Linked DNA regions of Homo sapiens: region 1 is linked to region 2. The links are chromatin loops, found by intact Hi-C in ENCODE. Cell type or tissue: sigmoid colon. All regions are shown on one strand. Each heading gives the region's core, and the rest is flanking DNA. Links, peaks and the distances in the headings are about the cores only.

What was found. A loop is a pair of places that touch in the nucleus more often than their neighbours do. Peaks named below come from ENCODE experiments on the same cell type or tissue, not always from the same donor. Only the 100,000 strongest peaks of a DNase experiment are listed, where the experiment ranks them.
Region 1: it touches region 2 in a loop (4-fold over the local background); 14 of 110 quality-filtered maps call a loop at or near these places.

The regions. Positions count from the first base shown.
Region 1 is chr7:27,099,886-27,111,798 of GRCh38, forward strand. HOXA2 (homeobox A2) reads right to left here and starts at 2,798. Exons shown (of 2, transcript NM_006735.4): 1 at 2,225-2,798; 2 at 469-1,580. The coding sequence starts at 2,615. The coding sequence ends at 841. HOXA3 (homeobox A3) reads right to left here. Exons shown (of 6, transcript NM_153631.3): 5 at 10,230-10,875; 6 at 7,125-8,835. The coding sequence starts at 10,755. The coding sequence ends at 8,030. HOTAIRM1 (HOXA transcript antisense RNA, myeloid-specific 1) reads left to right here. Exons shown (of 2, transcript NR_038367.1): 2 at 1-373. RefSeq lists enhancers at 2,633-3,472, 11,385-11,679. In sigmoid colon, for the core only: no CTCF peak of the experiment used is centred there; DNase peaks (open chromatin) are centred at 1,616, 2,206, 3,116, 6,747 and 5 weaker places; H3K4me3 peaks cover 6,043 bases; H3K27ac peaks cover 6,251 bases.
Region 2 is chr7:27,161,817-27,170,911 of GRCh38, forward strand. It overlaps HOXA10-HOXA9 (HOXA10-HOXA9 readthrough), which reads right to left. Exons shown (of 3, transcript NM_001433944.1): 2 at 3,062-3,151; 3 at 622-2,025. The coding sequence ends at 1,787. HOXA9 (homeobox A9) reads right to left here and starts at 3,721. Exons shown (of 2, transcript NM_152739.4): 1 at 3,062-3,721; 2 at 622-2,025. The coding sequence starts at 3,641. The coding sequence ends at 1,787. HOXA10-AS (HOXA10 antisense RNA) reads left to right here and starts at 7,083. Exons shown (of 3, transcript NR_046609.1): 1 at 7,083-7,177; 2 at 7,491-7,948. It overlaps MIR196B (microRNA 196b), which reads right to left and starts at 7,747; the gene lies at 7,664-7,747. It also overlaps HOXA10. RefSeq lists enhancers at 246-745, 2,257-3,134, 3,135-4,011, 4,860-5,578, 6,768-7,358 and 1 more. In sigmoid colon, for the core only: no CTCF peak of the experiment used is centred there; DNase peaks (open chromatin) are centred at 2,885, 3,745, 6,785, 7,275 and 6 weaker places; H3K4me3 peaks cover 8,000 bases; H3K27ac peaks cover 7,159 bases.

The sequences.
Region 1 (11,913 bases), core at 1-8,000, 62 kb before region 2:
GTGTATAAACAAATGAATTGTTGATAACTTAGTTATTGACCTGGAGACTGGTAGCTTATTAAAGAAACTCCGTGTTACTCATTCCTGGAGTTGGGGGTTTCTGTAGGCACTTTATTTCTCCACTTTCAAGAGCTTGGGCTTGGCCCAAATCTTAGACTGTCCAATTCTGCCTCTATTACCAATTTAAATCTATGGCTTGAACCTGTGCACTGAAAATCAAATCCTTTAAAAAGAAAGAGGAGAAGAAGAAGCAAAAAAGAAAGAAAAAACACTTATTAGAAGCCCTAGTCATTTTTTGGCTTTCTGTTTTGTTGCTGTCCATTGAAGACTTTGAACATGCCGCCTTAATAAATGTATTAAAATTGAAAAAAGAGGATAAATTGTGACGAATTTTATTTACGAAGTTAGACTAAAAGAAGAAAAAGAACCCGTTATGAGCCTTGAAAAAAGAGGGGGAGAAAAATAAGCTACTTATAGCAAAGGAGAATTTATTCTACAAAAAATATGCATGACAATGCATCCCAATGTAATACAAAAATAAAAAGAAAGTGAAGATACAATTATATGATCACTTTCTTGCAGGCCTCATACTGCTCTCAGGAATCACATAAAGGGTTGTTGAGTTAGGTTTAAAACAACTAAAACTCCAAAATAATCTGTAAAAGATGGCTCTGTTTGAAACTGGGTCAGGGAATCACTAAACAGAAAATCCTCAACACTTAAAGGAGGGAAGGGGTAGGTCAAGAAGAAAATAAAAAATAAACTCCCAAATAAAAGAAGGCAAAACCACCTGGTCAAAGGAGTTTTTGTTTGGTGATGCTTTGTTTTGCTTTAATGTTTTTAGTAATTCAGATGCTGCAAGTCGATTGTGGTGAGTGTGTCTGTAAAAAAGTCTAAGCTGTCAGCTGAAATATCTACGGGACTGTCGAGGGAACCTGGCAAACTGGGTGAAACTGCATCTGAAAGCTGCAGGCAGGAATCTGTGGAGAAAACGCTAAAGTCCTGCAAAGAGGGGACCTCAAGGGCCTCAGGACTGTCATTGTTTAGGCCAGCTCCACAGTTCTGGCCCATTGTTGACAAGCAGTTGGGAACAGTGGGTGACTGGTGCTGAAAATGTTTCAGATTTTTCTCATTGCTGGTTAAAGGCGAGACTGGGAAACTTTGGGAGTCGCCATTGTGTCCATTGGGAGCCTGCTGCTGAGAGAGGGCATTTTGCTGAAAAGTGTAGCCTTCCCTCTCCAGAAGGGCCCCAGAGACGCTAAGGGCTTGCTCAAAGAGCGTCTTCTCTTCCTCGTCCTCCTCTACTTTCTCGGAGTCCTCAAGGCTTTTACATTTCCCTTCGCTGTTTTGGTTTTCCTTGCACTGGGTCTGCCTCTTGTGCTTCATCCTCCGGTTCTGAAACCACACTTTCACTTGTCTCTCAGTCAAATCCAGCAGCGCTGCAATCTCCACCCTTCGGGGTCTGCAAAGGTACTTGTTGAAATGAAATTCTTTTTCCAGCTCTAGAAGCTGTGTGTTGGTGTAAGCAGTTCTCAGGCGCCGCGATCCCCCGCCGCTGCCATCGGCGATTTCCAGGGATTCTGCGGAAAGGGAAACCAACAAGAGACACACGCACAGTTGGAGGTGGAGGGGTCCGAGCGGGGTTATTCCACTGGAGAATAAATATAGCAGAAAAGATCAACTGCAACAAAATGGCCGCCCCTGGATGCAGTAGAGCTATTGTGCTGCCTTTCCTGGGAGCCCAGCCTGGGCAGACCCCGTCTCCTCCATCTCTATCGAATTCATGCCTGTGGCTCCCCCCAACCTCTTCATCCGGGAGCAAACTTTATATTAGCCACAACACAATTTATAATTAATGCGTCAGCTGCTTAGCTGAGCAAGAGCGATCTATCACTCTTCATTACTGTCAAAAAGCCAAACTCTAGGACAACTAGACAGGAGGAGGTCAGTTCCAACTCAAATAAATCATCCCACATTACACAAGTTCGGGAAAGTTTCCCCCCACTTCCTAAAAATATATATGTCTCATTGTAGAGCGCAGGATCCCCTTTCCTCTCCATCAAACCCACTCCTGAACCCACAGGGGCAGGGACAAGGCAACCAAGCATCTCTCCCTCTCCTCCTTCTCTCCCAGCCCACTCTCCCCTCCCCCCACAGCCACTCTCGGGGCAGCCCGGAGAAGGAAGAGGGTCCCAGAGACCTGGGGCCAAGTCTTTGGACTGACCTTTGTGGCTGAGGCAAGCAGGGCCGGTGGCTGCGGCGGTGGCGGCGGCGGCGGCGGCCGGCAGAAGTGCGGTTTTCTTGGCCGCCTTCTTCTCCTTCATCCAGGGGTACTCGGGCGGCTGCAGGGCGCCGGCGGGCACCGGGCTGCCGCGGCTGCCCGCGGGGCTCGGCTTGGGGCGGCCGCCAGCGCCGTGGCGAGGGTGACTGCCGGGGTTCAGGCTGGGAATGGTCTGCTCAAAAGGAGGAGGAATCAGTGTCGAGTGTGAAAGCGTCGAGGTCTTGATTGATGAACTTTGAAATGTATCAGCGACAGGGGGAAAAGATGTCAGGCACTCAGCGAGCGACGGCTGGCTATTGATAAAACCAATCTCTCGCTCAAATTCGTAATTCATGGCCTTCTCCTTGGAGCCCCCTCAGAGAAAAAGTTCCCTCTTTTGGAGGGGCTTTGGGGGGGCAAGGCCTAGGAAAAAGGCGAGCGCAGAGGAAAAAAAATCTATCATAGAATATCGCTGCTAGGGTGTTTTTTTTCTAATTCACTGATTACAGCCGTATGGGGACCGCGCTACTATTAAACTATTGAATTCATGGAGACAAGGTTGAAATTGGACCGAATTGGCTGTCACATGATTGCTTCTGCCCAATGACAATTTGGGCTTTAATCAAAAGAAGCCACTGTCTGTTTGATTGATCCAAAAAAGTCGGGAAGGAACGCCTCATTGGGGGCCAGCGAGGCTTTATTTACACTTTTTTCAGAGCAAAAATACATATATGTTGGTGTGGGTGGGGATGTCCCGGAGTACGTGGGGGCGAGGGTGCCTGCGTGCCTCCTGATCTGCAAGGATCTATCTAGTGTGTGTGCCTGGGAGTGTGTGTGTGTGTGTGTGAATGTGCGCGAGTGTAAGCCCTGCTGTCGGTCCCGCCGGTGGCTGCCCTCTGCCTCCCCCGCACACTCCGCGCATTGTTTGGGACTGTCGGGAAGACGCCTCGCACCTCACAAATCATTTAAGCACCTCAGTCTGACGCCTGCAGTCATTAACAAAGTAATCCATTAATCTTCAAAGTTTTGACACCCGAGGGCCCTGCGTCCCAGCCACATAAGTTCTGTTAAAGCAGGAGAAAGGAGCAGAGGAAGAGAGGAGATGAGAGAGGGAGAATAAAGAGAGAGGGAAGAAGAGAGAGTTTGAGAGATGGAGAAAGAGAAGACAGAAAAGAGAGAAGAAAGGAAAGATTTTGGTTGGGAAGGGGTCTTCCTTTTCTTTCCCTTTTCCTCCTTCACTTTTCCTAAAAGCAGTTCCTGGATCTCAAAACTGATCTCTCTCGGTCTGTTTTCCTTCCTGTCTGTCCCTTTCCCTCTTTTTCCTCTTCTCCCCCTTTCTCCCTCCCTCTCTCTTCTGTCCGCCTCCCCTTCTCCCCTCAGCCTCTCGCCCCCCTCCCAGTGTCCAGCCCAGAGTCTGCGCCCCGGGCCCATTGTTAGCAGGCTATTCCACGGCAGCTTTGCATCTGGCTCCGGCGGGAAGCGGAAAACGGGAGGCGGCTCTCGAAGCTTCCCGACCTTCCTGCGCCATCAACTTCTCAGGAGTGGCTGGAGAAAGATGCATGTGCCAAGCGAGACAACAACCCCAGGTCCATGTGTCCAAATCCCCGTAGCCAGGGCGGCGGCCAGCCAAAGAAATGCCGCCCCGAGCAGGCGCGTGCGGCTCCTGGCATTCTGGGTTTCATACCCGTAGGGCTCGGGTGCGGTGAGTATTTCCGATTTCCAGGAAGTCTGTTGGAAGTTACCAGCAGGGAAAGAGAAGATGCTTGCTCCTCTCTTTCCCTCCCTCTCTCTTTTTTTTCTACCCTTCTTCTTGTCCTTGTCGCTCTGGTTGGGGGCTGGTTGGTTTAGATACAGCGAGTGCTCCCTGGCAGCCTGAACTGCCTCCCACACCTTCCTGATCCTTGGGCACCGGGGATGTTTGCTTCCGGGTTCTGTTGTGGGAAACAGCACTGCGGGGGAGAGGAGGCGACCCAAGGAGGAATTATAAAGGTTTTCGTTCTCCTTCATTATCTTTTTTCCAATTCGGAGACTTGAGACTGAGCGCATCTTGGACAGTGCTAGAGGGTTCAAAAGATAACACCTTTAGGTACCAAAAAATAATTTTTAAAAAATCCACCAAGCCAGAAAGAGGTGAGGAGGCTGAGAGGTAGATCTGGAGGTACCTCTTTCCCCCCCAAACCCTGAGGATGGTGATTCGCTTTTGCTTCCTTTGAAATAGACTAACTGATCAGACTCCCCCAGGCCGGCAGGCATCAATGGCAGGAAAATAAATCATTCTGATGGTCAGGGAGAGAGAGGTTGGAGGGGGAGAAAAATCTACGTAGAAAACAAGAAAGGCCAACCAAGGAGCAAAGGCAGGACCCCATCTCTGAGGCCAGCGTCAAAGAGGGTTTGGGGTGGAAATTAGACATAAGTGGCCTATATCATTGACCAGCCCAGAGCATTGCCTTGCAGATAGAGATGCTATTTTGGAAAATGTGAGGTTTTTTAGTTTTCTTGCTTTTATTCCAAACAAAGCTCCAAAGGAAGTCTGGGCGCGATCAATCTTGCTCACCAAAAGCCTTGACAGCTTCTAGCCCTTAAGAACACATTTCAGCTTCCAGCTCCTTCCAAGATAAAATGTGGCCGAGCAAAGAGGAGAGCAGGAAATGCAAGTAAATAAGGAAAACTAGTCTTTTAAAAAATATATTTTGGCAGTGAAAAGGGTTATAGGGCTCCTTTTAGGAAGGGTGCTTTGCGAACCCTGGGATGGCAGCTTTTGGCATCTGCTTTTACCAGAAAATATTACAGGCTTAAGGGAACGTGGGCGGGGGGTGCAGAGAGGGAGCAGCGCTGCCCCCATATCTCTGAGGCTTTGTCAGGGGCTGCGTGGGTGAGAGCTTTCTGCTGCCTCAGCCGCCTTAATTCAAATACCATCTGGAAGAAAACCCTTTTCTTTGACCACTCAACACTGAAATCTTCCCCAAATCTATTACTTTAACTTATGAGATATTTTAATAAGGATTTCTTTTTAATATCTAGGAAACTGGGGGGTGAAGTCAATACTTTTTTCTTTGAAAGCCAAAATGAATGTCTTGACTGGTAAGATGCGGGAAATCACATTAGAATCTCATTTTAAAATCTTAGCCCTGGGGGAAGGAGGAAGCCTCCAAACCACCCCTCCCTCAGCTAAAGAGTAGATTTCAGAAACGTGTTCAAATAGTGATATCCCTGAAGGATCTTCATCCTTAGGTGAATCTCTCCCCTAGCTGTTCCTTATTTTTCCAGGTAATTTTACACGTGTCTCTAAGCTGATTACTTAAAAGAAGACTCCTGTATCTGCTTAGCGTGACGAAGAGGTGGAAGCTCTAGTCTTCACAAAGCCTGGTTTTGCAGCCTCTGCATTTCTGAGGTGCGCCATATTTTGGCGCAGAGGTTGAGGTGCGGAGAGGAAATCTATTTCTCCCATAGCCCAAACCCTTTAAAAAGGATATATATATCAGCAGCCTTAGGACAGATATGGGGAAAGCACCTCTGGGTGTGAGAGAAACACTGAGCTCTCCACAGCAGCCTGGCTTGGCATCCTCCGAGCCTTTTCCTTAAACCATGAGGAGTTTCTCTAAAAGCAGCTCGTTGGGACCCAGCAGGTACCCAGAAATGGCTCCAGTGCCTGCTTCTAAGGATAATCTGAGGGAGCTTCACAGGGGGAAGATAAAGGCCATGATGATGGATATTTTGGATTGCAAACAAAATGGCGACATTTTCCACTTCTGTCTCTGAAAGATACAATCCAGGGAGAATAGGGATTTATTTCTCACATCCGATGCTCCTGATCCCCAGACGAAAGCAGTTCCTCGCTTCTAGCTCTGAAGGGGGTGATGATGGGGATGCAGGTCTGAGGTCTGCATTTTCTGAATTTGATTCCTTTCTCGAGGAATCCTTAAATCTGAAGATGAAAATATTTCCCTTTACTGTGCCTTCTTTTGCCTCTTCTAGCCAGTCAGTAAGCAGCCCTATCTTAAATCCAGGAGTGGAAATGTAATATTTAGCTCCTACAACATCAAATGAAAAATTTATAAAATTGCAGTTTTATTACAAAGATACCGATCTCCTTGCTCTCTCCCCCTCCCCCTGGGGCCATAAAAAGAAAGCTGGGTGGGGGAAGGAGAGGAAATAAATTCAGAGAATGCCAAATACTACATTCAGCAGGAAGCTAATGCTGGGATTCCGGCAGTCCAGGGAAGGGCTGGCTCAGGGTGACTCTCCCCAGTTCAGTCCTCCGTTTGCTGGAGACCTGGGTGAGCCTCAGTCCCTTTCAAACTGTTTCGCTCCGCGTGCAGATTTTTGGAGCAATTCTTTCCTCCTGACGCGATAACAGACCGCGAAGCATCCCCGGAGGAGACCAGGAGTCCGATTGCTCCCGGAAAGTGCTCGGCATCCTCTGCGCGGCTGGCTAATACCGAGGTTTAGGCGTTAGTTGGTCCGCTTTGACCCGAGGAAGAGCATGGAGCAGAAGACCGCCCTGCGTTATCCCCCGGCTGGGCCGCGGGGCACCTGTGCGCTCCCGCTGCGCCTTGGGCCGGGATGTCTTTGTTTCTTCCGTGCACAGCACTCGGCAGCCCCTGCGCCCTCAGCCTGCCTCCGCAGCAGCTGGGAACCGGGCAGCCCAGCTGGCCCGCCGCACGGCGTTACCAGAGCTGCCGCAGCCGCCTGGAGCCCCAGCCGCCATCCTGAGAATTCGCCGAGCTTCCAGGCGAATAGCCTGGCCAGGCCCCATGCTGGAGCCAGAGGGCTGCTGCGTCCGGCCTGCTCTGCCGGCTCGCCTCGGCCTGAATTCCACGCAGACCCACGTCTTCGGCCAAAGAACCCCTTCTTAACACGGATATTATTCAGAATAAAAACTTTATTTCTTTTTGTTTCTCAGAATGTGAGCAGCAAGGAATGAAGAACTCTCAAAACAAATCTAGTATTTTTCGCGTTTACAGATTTTTTTTTTCAGTTTTGCCGGATGTTACAAACCTAAATCACTGTTTTCAAAAGCTGGATCTTCTCTGGTTTTATTGTATCGTTACCGTTTAAAGGAATTATATTTCTCTTTCAAATAAAAAAAATTCTAAGTACGCCAATACACAATTGAACAAAAGGCCCAAGAACCCTTCTGAACCATCAGGGTACAGAATTCTTTAATATAAATACGAACGGATGGGGATAAATAATATTTAAAACTTAGATTATTCAATGCTTGCAAAAAAATATAAATAAATCTGACTGTTCACCAGCATACACACACGGAAAGACGTACACTTAGTCATCCTTGCACAGAGAGCCCCTGTTTCAAAGCGCCTTTGATTTTTTTTCTCACTCTTTACAAGAAGTGCAATTAAAAAAAAAATTTAAAATTAAAAAAAGTAATCGCTTCCCCTCGGGAGCCATAATGTAAGAACAAATTCACATTGAAAACTCGACTAGAAAATTTGTTCATATACCCTGTTTCTGATCAAAGAGTGGAGAAGGTAAAGGGTGCAGGGCCAGTGGCCTATCGAGGAGCAGGAAGAGATAAATATCGCTATGATACAGCCATTCCAGCAACCAAGATTGCTACGTCACATAAACTATAAAAACGCCTTACCAACGAGGGGGGAAACCGGGAAACGGAGTGCGGGGCGGAGAAGAGAGAAAAGGAAGGAAGGAAAGGGCAGGAAGAACCTAAAAAAAAAAAAAAAAAAAAGCAACCAAAGAAAAAAGGTGGGTGGGGGGAGACTCTCCTGGCGCGTAGCCCCAAGCCCACTATCACAGGTGGGTGAGCTTGGGTGCTTCCTGAATTCTTCCCTGAGAAGGATGGTGGCCGGTAAGGTCCGTGTAGGTGGGGTGCGGCTCCCCAGGCCCCGGCCCGTGGTGGTGGCCGCTGCCCAGCGGCCCGGCACCCCCATAGTCCATGGCGCCCGAGGCAGCGTGGGGGAGGTGAGTTAGACCAAAGAGGGCTGGCCCGGAGTTGCTCATGGGCTCCACATAGCTGCCCCCCACGAAGACGGGGCTTCCCTGTATGTGTGGGGTCCCATAGCTGCCGTTGCCCTGCAGGCCATGAGCGTGCGGGTCATAGTCGGGGGTGCCCCCTGCGCCCGCCCCTGCCGCCGTGTAGCGCTTCTGTGGGGGTGGCGGGGGTGCGCAGCTGGGCAGGGACGCAGGGTAGGAGGCGGGGGGCAGCCCGTAGGTACCCTGGGGGGGCTTGGAGAAGGGCGGGGGCGACTGGGGCTCATACGGGACGCTGTTGACCAGCGAATGCATAGAGTTCAGATAGCCACCGGCTCCGGGGGGCACGGGGCTGCGACTTGGAGACTGGCCCCCCGATGACGTTAGCATGCCCTTGCCCTTCTGATCCTTTTTGTACTTCATGCGGCGATTCTGGAACCAGATCTTGATCTGGCGCTCAGTGAGGTTCAGCAGATTGGCCATCTCCACCCGGCGCGGCCGGCACAGGTAGCGGTTGAAGTGGAACTCTTTCTCCAGCTCCACCAGCTGCGCGCTCGTGTAGGCCGTGCGCGCGCGCTTGGACGAAGCCTGCCCCGGCGGGCTCTTGTCGCCAGCGCAGCTTTCGCCTGCGAGGACAGAGAGAGGAAGAGCGGCGTCAGGGGCTGCCGCGGCCCCGCCCAGCCCCTGACCCAGCCCGGCCCCTCCTTCCACCAGGCCCCAAAGGTTCCTGCATCCGTCAGGTCCCAGAGAGAAGTAGGAACTAGGTGCTATCCTCTCTCCTGGTGGGTAAAACAGTGATACTCCCTCATTTAGCCAAGGAGCAAATCACAGCCTTCTCGGGGGAAAGGACAGAGAAGTAGAACCCCCGGTTTGCCTTCCTGGTCTGGATTTTCTGTTTAGAGCTATTAACTTTCTGACTCATTTACTGGTCCCTTTGGCCTATCGGACAACAGCCTCCCTGTGGGCCGGTCTCAGCATCTCCATTCTCTTCACAGTAACTGAAATGTGGGAAACCTAATGTACACACTCATTTCCCTCCCACACTGTCTGACAATAATTAGGCAGTAGCTTCAACTGGCCACTTTTTTCTCTCTACCCAGAGGAGATGGGCAGACTGGAAACCTCAAACTGGAAGGCCTTCTCTGCCCAAAGAAGAGATCCCATTGAAGGTATTTCTGGTGGGGAGGCCTAGGCCCTTCATGCTAGGTCCTATTCTTTAGGGTTCCCTATGTCATCAAGCAGCCAGCCCCAGCTTTTGTCCACTAATCTTGTACCCTTCTGTCTTCCCTGGCCCCCCAGATCCTAGCTCTGGAAGTCCCAGATGCTCAGGCTCAGAGCAGGGCACTGGCAACTGGAGAAGGCAGGGGCAAAGGTAACCAAAATGCTAGGAAGCCTAAAGCCTGGGGCCTTTCCTCTACTGGAGCCCGCTTTCAGGAGGCCCATGTGGTTCCCATTAGGATGATAAGTCTGCATCCCCCTCCCCCAGGAGATCTTTGGCTGCTTTCATTGTACTAAGTCTGAGTAGGGTCTTCCCAGAGGTAAGGCAGCCACTCCATCTGCTGGAGCAAAAATTGGCTCTGATTATAGGCAAAGCATTGATTCTGTCTTGGAGGGTGATTAGGCCTGTTTTTATTCTGCCACATTTCAGTAAGGGGAGGATGTCACTGTTTCATTAGAAGAGCTGTGCTAAAAAGATAGACAGTGGAGCTCAGGTTGTTTCTGCACAGAGGTCCTAACTCCAAGAGTGGAGCAAGAAGAGATTCCAACTGCACTAGACCCTACTTGCCCTTGGAGAAGTCCAGAGGGACTCCCAGCAGGTCTCTGGTGTTTTCCAGCCTACAGAGGCCTATCACCTCCCTAAGTTGCAAAGACTATGAAAACCTTTTTGGTGGGCAGTGGTGTGGGAGCAGTGAATTCCAGACATGCTCCATCGCTCCTAGGCTGTGCTGGATGTCGTGGGCAGTAGCTTGGGGACCAGGAGCCAGGCCAGAGGACCCTCTTCCAGAAGGCACTCCTTTACCTGAGCTGGAGCTGCTGGTTTTCTGCTTTGTGTTTTGTCGAGACTCTTTCATCCAGGGGAAGATTTGTTTGGCCACTGTGGGTGAGTTGAGCAGGGGGCTCTTGGCCGCGTTGGCAGGGGTAGGGTTGTTGCTGGCATTCTGAGGAGGGGAGGCAGAAGAGGGAGGCGGGGGCGCGGCAGGGGTAGGTGCAGGGGGCTGAGGTGCGGGCTGAGGCGGCTGTGGGGCAGGGGGCGCGGCCTGGGGCGGCGGCGGGTGCAGGGGCGGCTCTCCCAGGCTTGGAGGCTGGCTAGGTGGGGCGCTCAGGGTGCGCAGGCACGCCTCACTCAGTTCGTGTGCCTTGGGGTGGCCCCCGGCGCTGGAGGGAGACTGGAGGGAGCAGGCGGGTCGGTGGTACTCGCCGTCGGCGCCCAAAGCGGCGGACGCCGGGTACGGCTGCTGATTGGCATTATAAGCGAACCCGTTGGCTGCCTGGTAGGGGTAGCCACCGTAGATCGCCGAGCTGTCGTAGTAGGTCGCTTTTTGCATCGCGTTGTTTCACGATCTTGATCGCACACTCTGACAGGGGTTTGACACCCGTGAGGGCGCACATTGGCACGCCCCCGCGGTCACGTGACACTCCGCCGCCAATGGCCGCCCCGCGCAGACCTGGTGGGGCGAGAAGCGCAGCGCGGTGAGGGCTCCGCGCAAATCCATCTTACTCTCAATAGCTAAGTGACATGAAAGCCATAAAAGAAAAAGTGGTCAGCAATATTTAGCAGCACGACTTGGCCCCGGGCGCAGGGAGCCGTGCTATAAAAAACCGCTGGAATTTACTGGCAGCTACAAATATTTGCTTAACTTGCGTCTGGAGTTGGGGGATTTTCCGGGGAGAAGGAGAATGAGTGAGGGCTGCAAGCTGATTCTCAGGAGCCGGGATCCAAAAGGAGAAAGGCTTGATAGGCTAGAAAGGAAAAAGGCTGGGATCTTTCTTTTCCAGGGAAGAAGAAACTTGGGGTGTCGCTTAGTTTCTGCTCCTTGGCCTCCTCCAGAGGGCCCAAGACTCCTCCACTCTGGGAATGTTGGGAAGGGAACGAGGAGGCAAAGGGGAGCTTGGGTCGCCAATGTTTTCTCCGCTTTAGGACTGATGTTTGCCAAAAGAGCCCTGAGATGGGGTAACTTCCCACCCAGCTCCTTCTTGGACCTTCCTGCTCCCAAGAGAGGTTTGCACAAAAAATTTCAGGCAATTTGCCCCATCCAACCATGCTGGATTTCAGAAGCTGAGCTTGTTAGGAAGTTAATCCACCTTGTTGGGGATATGACTCACCTCCTCCAAATGAACCCCTTGTGGCCAAGCCAAGGGGGGAGGGAAAACTTTGTGTGGAACACATTGCGTGTGTGTGTGTGTGTGTGTGTGTGTGTTTAGGGTGAGGGACCAACAGTAACACCCCACCCAGCAAGTCACAACTAAAATCCTGGAGAGTTCTTTACTCCTTTCCTCTCCCTGTTTCTCAGGCACTTCCCAGCAAGCCACCCCCACTTCTTTACTTCTTTCCCCCAGTTACAGAAGGTTCCCAGAACCTCCTGTCTTGGACTTTCTAAGGTGCTGTTATTCGGGGCAACTATCAAATTCTACCTGTTAAAACATGATGGATTAGAGGGGGAAAAAAAACCCCTCCAGGAACCTGAAAAACCAGCGTTCATCTC
Region 2 (9,095 bases), core at 1-8,000:
TCAGCCCTGCCTCTGTTAGGCCTTGTGCTCGAGAGGTGCTTGCAGTGCAGGACCCAGATTCTCTTGGGCCAGGCTGGCAGGACTCCGCGGGGGTGGCGGGCGGTGCGAGGATGCAGGGCTTTGTTCCTTTGCAAGCCCCCAAAATGTTTGCCTGCATGGCCACGTTGGGCCGGTGGGGCTCCTATTTCCCTCTTCAGAGCCTGCTTAGAAGGCGGCTCCCAGCTCTCTATCCTGTCACCCTCTCCCCCTTTTCCTCACCAAGCTAACGAAGGCCCAGGTTTGGGAATTTTCTCGGGGGCACCAAGGTGAGAGTGGTCTTTCCACTGCTACTGGCCAGACCAGACCAGCTCCTCAGGGGCTTCTCCGCCGTCCCGCACATAGACACAAGGCCGGGAGCCTGGCTCCTCCGCCGGGTTTCCCAGCTTTTTCTCGCCGCCAGGCAGCTGGCCTGTTTGGGAGAGCTTAGCTCGGCGGACTGGTTGTGGCAGGTCCCGCTCCTGAAAGCCAGCCAGAGGCAAAATTGGGGCTCTTTCTCACCACCCCAACCCGCCCCTACCCAGAGACTCTACATAGGCTCCCCTGACCCAGAGAAGAAGGTGCAAAGAGCAGACCCGCAAAAAATAGAAAAGAATCAATATATTTTATTTGGCAAAAAGTTAAATATCATCTCAACACAACAATTTGGTCAGTAGGCCTTGAGGTAACTATTGCAAAATATACAGTGTAAGTTCAGTCTGATGGAAACCCCAGATTCATCAAGGATACAAATCTACAGTAGCCCAATGGCGGTTTCATAGTGTATAATTTATTATCAATAAAATTAACTCCGTTACAATCAGCATTCATTTCCTCCAATTAAAATTAAGCATAAACCCTAGGTAGTAACCTTCTGCACATATGTATAGCTCCGAATTTCCTCACTGTTCGTCTGGTGCAAAAACAATATTCAAGCTTGTCTGATTATGCATATTTTCTTTAATCATATAGATTATATATACAATAGACAAGACAGGACTATATAGATAATGGACAGACTTAAATGCCCGCATTTTTAAGGTGGAGAAAATGATGAATCTATGCATCCCCGAGAACACTTAAAATTTTTTTTTATTTCACTGGGAAATTCTTACAGCTACTTTACAATCATAGGTTAACAGCCTAGTTATACAGAAGACATATTCCACTACAGAGCTATACTCTATGCAACTGTTTTTTTCCCCTCATAAACAACCTGAGTTCAAATTGAATTCTATCTTCCACAATCACAATGGGTGCATCACCCAGTACACAGAAGTTTGAATCACAAAACATAATTACCACAATAAAACACAGTGTTCAAGTATCTTGGCAGAGCAATCTGCCGCACAAACTGCAAATTAAATTAACTACACAGACTAAAAACTATACAGCCTACCATCAACAGTTGTGCATTATAAAAAGGTAGTTTCTTTCCTTTTGTTTTAAGTCAGGAACAGGTAGATTTTTAAAAATATATATACAAGCTAACACACACAGCTATCAGCACTAATGCCCCCCCCTCAACTTTTCCTTTTTCTTATAGAAAATGGAAAGCTTACAATACCTCCTCCATCAAAGCGGCAGGCCTACGAGCCAGCCTGAACAGGGTTTGCCTTGGAAAAGATGTGGCCTGAGGTTTAGAGCCGCTTTGTGCGGGGATGGTGGAGGCTAGGGTGGGGGTGAGAGAAGGGAGAAGGCGGAAGGGGGACGGACAGTTCTTTCTTTTTCTCTCTAGCTTACCCTTTTTTCTAAATAAGCCCAAATGGCATCACTCGTCTTTTGCTCGGTCTTTGTTGATTTTCTTCATTTTCATCCTGCGGTTCTGGAACCAGATCTTGACCTGCCTCTCGGTGAGGTTGAGCAGTCGAGCCACCTCGTACCTGCGGTCCCTGGTGAGGTACATGTTGAACAGAAACTCTTTCTCCAGTTCCAGGGTCTGGTGTTTTGTATAGGGGCACCGCTTTTTCCGAGTGGAGCGCGCATGAAGCCAGTTGGCTGCTGGGTTATCTGCGGGGAAGAGAAACACTGGGTTTAGGAGCAGAAGACGCACATCCCGCTGGGGCAAATGAGCCTCCTGCATGGGGTCTCTGGCCGAAGTGCAGAACTCTGCTGAACTGGTTAGGAAAGGCAGTCAGGCCTCGGACACAATGGAACCCTGGCAGACAGACGCACAGACAGTCACTTAAAATTGCACGCAGTAAAACTTTGGCTCGCCCTCCCCTCCGAGACCTTCCTTTCTCCTACTCTGTCCTCTTGTCCCCCTTCTCCTTCCTCCCACTCTCAAAACGCTGTATAGAATGAAATTTGGAAACAGGTCTCCTTGCCACGCAGAGGGAAAGCATGCTGCCTTGTGTTCTGTAGCAAGATTAGGATTCCTCTGTCCCGTTCACTGACTTCGTCTTTCTTTCCCAACCTGTCCCTCTACGCCCCCCACTCCTTATTTAACCTTCCTGGAAGGCCTTCGGAGCTGGGCAAGCCGTCAGGGCGCCCTAAGGCCGCTGATCACGTCTGTGGCTTATTTGAATAATCTGTCATGGGGACCCTTGTGGCCCGGGTCGCCCGCAGCCTCATCTTGGCAGGATTTACGCCGCCACTGGCCGAAGGCAAGAAGTGGAAGGAATCGGCCGTCTCCCCCAGCGTCCCAGCTCCGGCTGCCCTGGCTGCCGCCGCTCACGGACAATCTAGTTGTACAAAAGGCTCTCTGGGCTGCACTGCTTTCGAAGAACGGCCCAAAGTATCTCGGTCCTGGGCCTGGGCAGCCAAGGAGAGGGGCGGCCAGTCTTGGCTCGTCCCGAAGTGCCCGCCCCGCCCCCTCTCGCTGCAGCAGCCGCCTCCTCTCCCGTAGCCCTGCGGGCCGCTCTTCACTGCTCTCCAGACTTGGGGCCCTATCTGAGGCGTCCCAAACACCAACTTCTGGCTCCTGGCCCCAACTCGAGAGGCTTCCAGCGAGGACGAAGGCAGGCTCGAGAGAAACCTGGCGGGCCAGCAGATCCGGGAGGCCGGCGTGGAGGCGGCGGCGGATTTGAAGGGAGGAGACACTTACTGGGATCGATGGGGGGCTTGTCTCCGCCGCTCTCATTCTCAGCATTGTTTTCAGAGAAGGCGCCTTCGCTGGGTTGTTTTTCTCTATCAACTGGAGGAGAACCACAAGCATAGTCAGTCAGGGACAAAGTGTGAGTGTCAAGCGTGGGACAGTCACCCCTTCTGGCCGACAGCGGTTCAGGTTTAATGCCATAAGGCCGGCTGGAGGGCAAGCCCGCGAAGGAGAGCGCACCGGGCGTGGGCTCCAGCCAGGAGCGCATGTACCTGCCGTCCGGCGCCGCCGCCGCCACGGGCGCCTGGGGGTGCACGTAGGGGTGGTGGTGATGGTGGTGGTACACCGCAGCGGGTACAGCGTTGGCGCCCGCCGCGTGCACTGGGTTCCACGAGGCGCCAAACACCGTCGCCTTGGACTGGAAGCTGCACGGGCTGAAGTCGGGGTGCTCGGCCAGCGTCGCCGCCTGCCGGGGAGGCTGGCCCAGGGTCCCCGGCGCATAGCGGCCAACGCTCAGCTCATCCGCGGCGTCGGCGCCCAGCAGGAACGAGTCCACGTAGTAGTTGCCCAGGGCCCCAGTGGTGGCCATCACCGTGCCCAGCGCCTGGCCCGCCCGGCCCGACCCACGGAAATTATGAAACTGCAGATTTCATGTAACAACTTGGTGGCACCGGGGGGGAAGTACAGTCACCTAATAAGTTGCCGGCGCCCGCGCCCCCATTGGCCGTGCGCGTCACGTGCCCGTCCAGCAGAACAATAACGCGTAAATCACTCCGCACGCTATTAATGGTCCGATGTTTTGCAGTCATAATTTTTATAGCAAAAGCCATATGTTTTTATGTAAAGGGATCGTGCCGCTCTACGATGGGGTTTGTTTTAATTGTGGCCAACGACGATTAAAAGATCAAATCTAGCCTTGTCTCTGTACTCTCCCGTCTCCCCCCCCATACACACACTTCTTAAGCGGACTATTTTATATCACAATTAATCACGCCATCAAGAAGGCGCGGGTCCCGCGTGCGAGTGCGGCCAGCGGAGCCCCTCACATAAAATTAGACAATAATTGAAGCCATAAAAAAGCAGCCAAATCGCATTGTCGCTCTACTGTATTTAAATCTATATTTATGATATTTCATAAGGAGTTATTGTTTCAGAAGCCACACAGGCTGGCGGGAAGTCGGAAACGACCAACAGATTCGTTTGCCTCGCCGTGGCTCCCAGCTGTAAAAATTTACGAGGACTTGGAAAGGTTAGACTGTTGTGTTTGGTTGGCGAGCTCCCTGTAAATAATCCCTGCGGTCCCCGGGAGAGGCGAGTTTACCCGCGGCCGCCCTCGAAAAGTCAAATTCAACGCAGGATCCGTCCCAAACGGAGCCGCCGCCGGCCCTACCAGGGCACTCCAGGCAGGGACCGGCCGCTCAGGGAGTACCGCGGGTGTAGGTCCCCACAGCTACCCGCCTGGAGCGAGGGGCGCCCGGGCAACCCTTAAATTCGCCTTTGCTACGAGGACCCCACGGAGGAGCTGGCCAGGAGGGAGCGGCCAGCCGCCACCAGGGCGAAGGTTTTGAGGGCCTGGTTGGTTGTGCGGCGCGCTCGGTCCCCGGCCCTCGACCCCACGCACACGCGCGCCCAGCCCGCCTTTCTCATCAGCTGGCAATCAGGATTCCCAGGCGCAGGCGGCTGGCGACCCAGCCCTGTGCTCCAGCCTCAGAGGCTCTAACCATGAGCGCTGCAAGCCTGGTTGCGCTCCGTGAATCCCAGCTGGGGAAAAAACTACAAGTGGCATGAATGGAAGGCAAGTTCGGTTTGGGAAAAGGCAGCCTCGCCTAAGAGACCCCGCAGCTCCGGAACCTGGGAGGCCCGCACCGATGTGGCCTGTCCCGGGGCCGCGTGAGCCTTTCAGGGCTCCTTCCTCCCTTTCCAGCTGCTACTCCGGGCCTCGCCTTGGTTACCTACGGGGCCCGGAGACTCGGCGGAGAGGTACAAGGCCCAAAGAGAGGCAGCCACAGCTCAAGGCCAGGGCTGGAAATTAGAACGGGGAGGGGTAAAAGGGCATCGACTCCAGTCCCATTCCTGGGCCTGGCCACGTTGGGGAAGTTTATTTCTCACCCGTTGGGGGTAAATTAAAAGGTCGCCGCCACTCCGTTAATTGGAAGGAAACTCCCCCTGCCCCCAATTCCTAACAGAAAGCAGCGACTCCTAGAACAGGGGTAATCAAATTCACGTGTGGATACTGTGCCTGCAACAGTGTGTTTTTCATTAGCCCACTTCCCTGGCGGCGAGGCTGGCGGCCTCGGGCGCTTCCATCTCTCTCTCTCTCTTTTGCCTTCATCCTCACCAGCAGTTCCAGTAATCCCCCCCTCAAACACCCTGACACACTTCCGGCTGGGACTCCCAAATACCAGCGAGGCTGCCAAGCCGCGCGGATACCGACTGGGTGCCCCTTCCTGCACCCGCGCCTGGAAGAGGGAAGTGGCCGACACAATGAACTCCGAAATGGCCCCGTCCTGTCCGCCTCATCTCCCTCCCCCTAATATTTTCCTTGCCCCATAAATTCCTCTAGGTCATGCCCACCCCCACCACAGTCCACCGTGTCCTAAATACCCCGCAGTCCGCCAGGCCTCTGAGATTTTCATTTAAAAAATTAACCCTGGAGGAAACCCTGGCTCCCAATTTTAAGTGTCTGCAAATGGGCTGGGCATGTCTGGATGCCTTTTCCACGTTTTATGCCTGAGAAGACACTGATTATTTCAGTATTTTTTAAGTAAAAAAGCTGTTCCTTTAAACAGCCTTAGCCCCAAAATAAGAGAGTTACTGAACAATTAGCAGGCGTTGAGTGTTAAGCAGATGTTACTGGTGCCTAGAAAGCGGAGAAAAATCAGAAAACCAAATATTGTCTTCCTTCAGCCCAAAGGTTTGGAGCCAGAATAGTCTGACTTTTTTGTCTGCTTTTATTTTCGAAGTGAAAGAGATTGCGTATGCATAAAGAAATAATAAATGAGTATAATTTAAAGCGGCCCCTTCTCGACTGAGATTTCTGAAACTGTGATCTCTGAAATAAATCCAATGCCCTGGTCCAGAAAATGGCAGGGAGGAGTTGAAGGGAATGGGGTGTGTGGTCCTTTCAGACAGCAGGTCGGTGGCTGTGCAACGAAAGAGTTCCTGGGCCTCCAGTCCAGGCAGGGAAAGGAAACAGCTTTGTGGGCACGAATCTGTAACTGTGTGTGTTGGGAGTAGGGAGAGATAGTTTGTTTTCTGTTTTCTGTAGGGAAAATGGTCAGACTGGCTCCCATCTGTAGACTACAATTTGGAACGATGACTCAAGTTTATATCAATGGCTCTGGAATTTGGGATTCTTTTTGCCCATTTAAAACATACTGGCTCTTGGAAGGGTCCCCTTCTCCAGCACCCAGCTGCACAAAGGTGCTGTATGGAACATATTTTGTACCTAATGGAAGCCACTAGTAAGCAAGCAGTCAAGCTTTGCCCTAGCCAGTCTCCCTCAATGCGGTCAAACCCCAAGCTGTGACCGGCAGGCCGGGAAGAGCCAGCTAAGAGCTTCCCAGCGAATGGCCAGGCTCCAGCGAGGCTGGTTGGGCCTCAGCTCCAGTCCCCAGTGAGGCTGGCGAAGGCCTCCCTGCCCTCGATATGGGCACACAAAGCTGCAGCGAATGTCCCCTAATCAGATCTCCTAGTCAGCCGTTAGCGACAGGCGAAGAAACGCAAGGCTGCCGCCATCCGGTCGTGATCATAACCGAGGCCTTGTCTGCAGAGTAACACACCAGGCCCAAACCCACCGCCCTCGGCAGCCGCCCCACGCGGGCCCTTCCTCGGCAGACTTCCCAACCTCTACTTGAGCCGCAGAGGAAAGTGAGACCCCCTAGGCTCTCCTGAAGCCAGCTCTGGGCCCCTCCCCAAGGATGCTTTGGGAAGGAGATAAGGAGGTGAGATAGAATCTGGCAGAGACGGAAGATGAAAAAAAGACCAACGGAAGAAAAGAAAGCAGGAAGGAGCAAAGGAAAGAAGAAAAAAAGAAAGAAGAGATAAAAGAGGAAGGGAAGACAGGGAAAAGAAGGAAGAAAAGAGAGGCGACTCCTAGCAGCGGCCGAGCTTACAGAGAGAAGGGTAAGTGACAAGGCCAGGATCCCAGCCTGCCCTATCCTTCCTAGTCCAGCCTGAGTCTCCACTGGAAGGAGGTTCTTTCCTGAGCTCACACCCGGGACTGGTGTGTGTGTGTGTGTGTGTGTGTGTGTGTGTGTGTGTGTTCCAGCCTTACAAGAGAATGGCAGGAGGTCCCTGGGCAGGCGCAGGCCTCCAGTGGGAGGCTCAGGATGGAAGCGGGCGCCCCTGACCTTGAATGGCCCAAAGCCCAGAATTCCTACCACGCCCCCGGCGTCCGCGAAGGAGCAGCCAACCTAACCCTACCTGCTGTGACCAGGTGGAGGTGTGTGGTGGAAGGGGAAAGCCGGCCGGCTGGCAAAGCGCTGCGGAGAAAGACACGAGGCTCCTGAGCAGGGAAAGCCGAGGTTGCCACCGCAGGCCTGGCACGACCAGGGCCGTGATGCCCCGCCCGGCCCGACCCCCGCGCGCAGAGGTACCTGGAGACGATTTCAACTGAAGTAATGAAGGCAGTGTCGTGCTGTCGAGAGAAAGGTGGATCCCAACAACAGGAAACTACCTAAATCACCGACCAGTTCTGGTGCTGCCCGCGAAGGGCTGCCTCGCCCGCCGCCGCCGCCGCCTCCGCCGCTGCCGCCGCCGCCAAGGAGAGAACCCTGCCATCGCGCCTGGCCCGGCCCAGCCCAGCCCCTAGGCAACCTGCGCCCGCCAGTGCAACAGAGTGCCCCAGGCGGCCGCAAATGCGTCAAGGAAGGGGAAGCCACAGGCCCCAGTAAGGTATTCCTGGGAGGGAGAGGGAGGAAAAGAGAGGGAGGAAAGGCAGGGAGAGAGGAATAAAGGCGGGGAGCAGGCGAGACGAGAGCAGCTCCGAGAAGCAGTGTGCGCGCCGCTTTCCCAAATCTTGCAGCCCAGCGAGCCGGCGCCAAGAGGCGGTAGCCGTGGAAGGCTCGAAAGCGCCAGGGACGGTACAGATCCCGGCTCCCTGTCTGGCCCCGGCCTCCCGCCTCTCGCTCTCCCCCTCTCCCTCCTAGCTGCCCGCCCGCCGGGGCGCGCGCTCCTGCGCCCCCTCCCCTTAGCCCCCGCCCCCCCCACTCTGGCAAGCAGGAAACGCGTGGCCCTAAGGAGTGCCGCCAGGTGGGGGAGGCCGTACTGGGGGAGGGGGAGGCCCCCATGCAGTCCAGCCCGGGTCCACCTAACCGCTGCCTCCAGCGGCTAGAGATGCGCTGTGGGCCAGGCCTGCTCCCCGATTCAGATTGAGGGTCATCTGTGACCCAGACACCCGCAAAATAACCGGCCTCTGCAAGCCTCCCTGGGGCTCCCGAAAGAAATCCTGTTTGGCTTCCTCTGTCTATGTAGCTCCCCTCTCAACTGAAATCACTGGTCCAAGACAGCCACAATCCAGATATACTAGCAAGCCATAAAACTGAACAAAAGCCGACAAACCTTACGGCACCAGGGCTATAGGGCCCAGACAAATTACGACCGTCTAGGTAATATTTAAATAGATGCCTAAAGTAATTGCAGGGGCTCGGGTTAGTCCTCCTGTTGTAAAAGTGGTGAACGGGATAAAGTGGAAGGTGAAGATAAGAAGTCAAAAAAGAGGTAAAATTAAAAAGCTTCATTCCACAGCTTTTATTCTATAAGAACATAAACATCGTCTTTTTCCACGCACAGCAGCAATACAATATTAATTTATTCTGATTTAAGATTAGAAGTAAATAGAGCTAGAACTAACATTTATAATAACGATAGAATGCATTTGCTTAAAACAAGATTGGCAATTCTTCATAATAATAGACATTTATACAGATTTGTATTTATAGTTTTTTTCTTTTTCTGCATCTACAGGTTTGACCCTTTTATGCATGTAACTTCACAGTATAAAGGAAATCCAAACAATGTCTCCCTTCTCTAGTTTATTCCG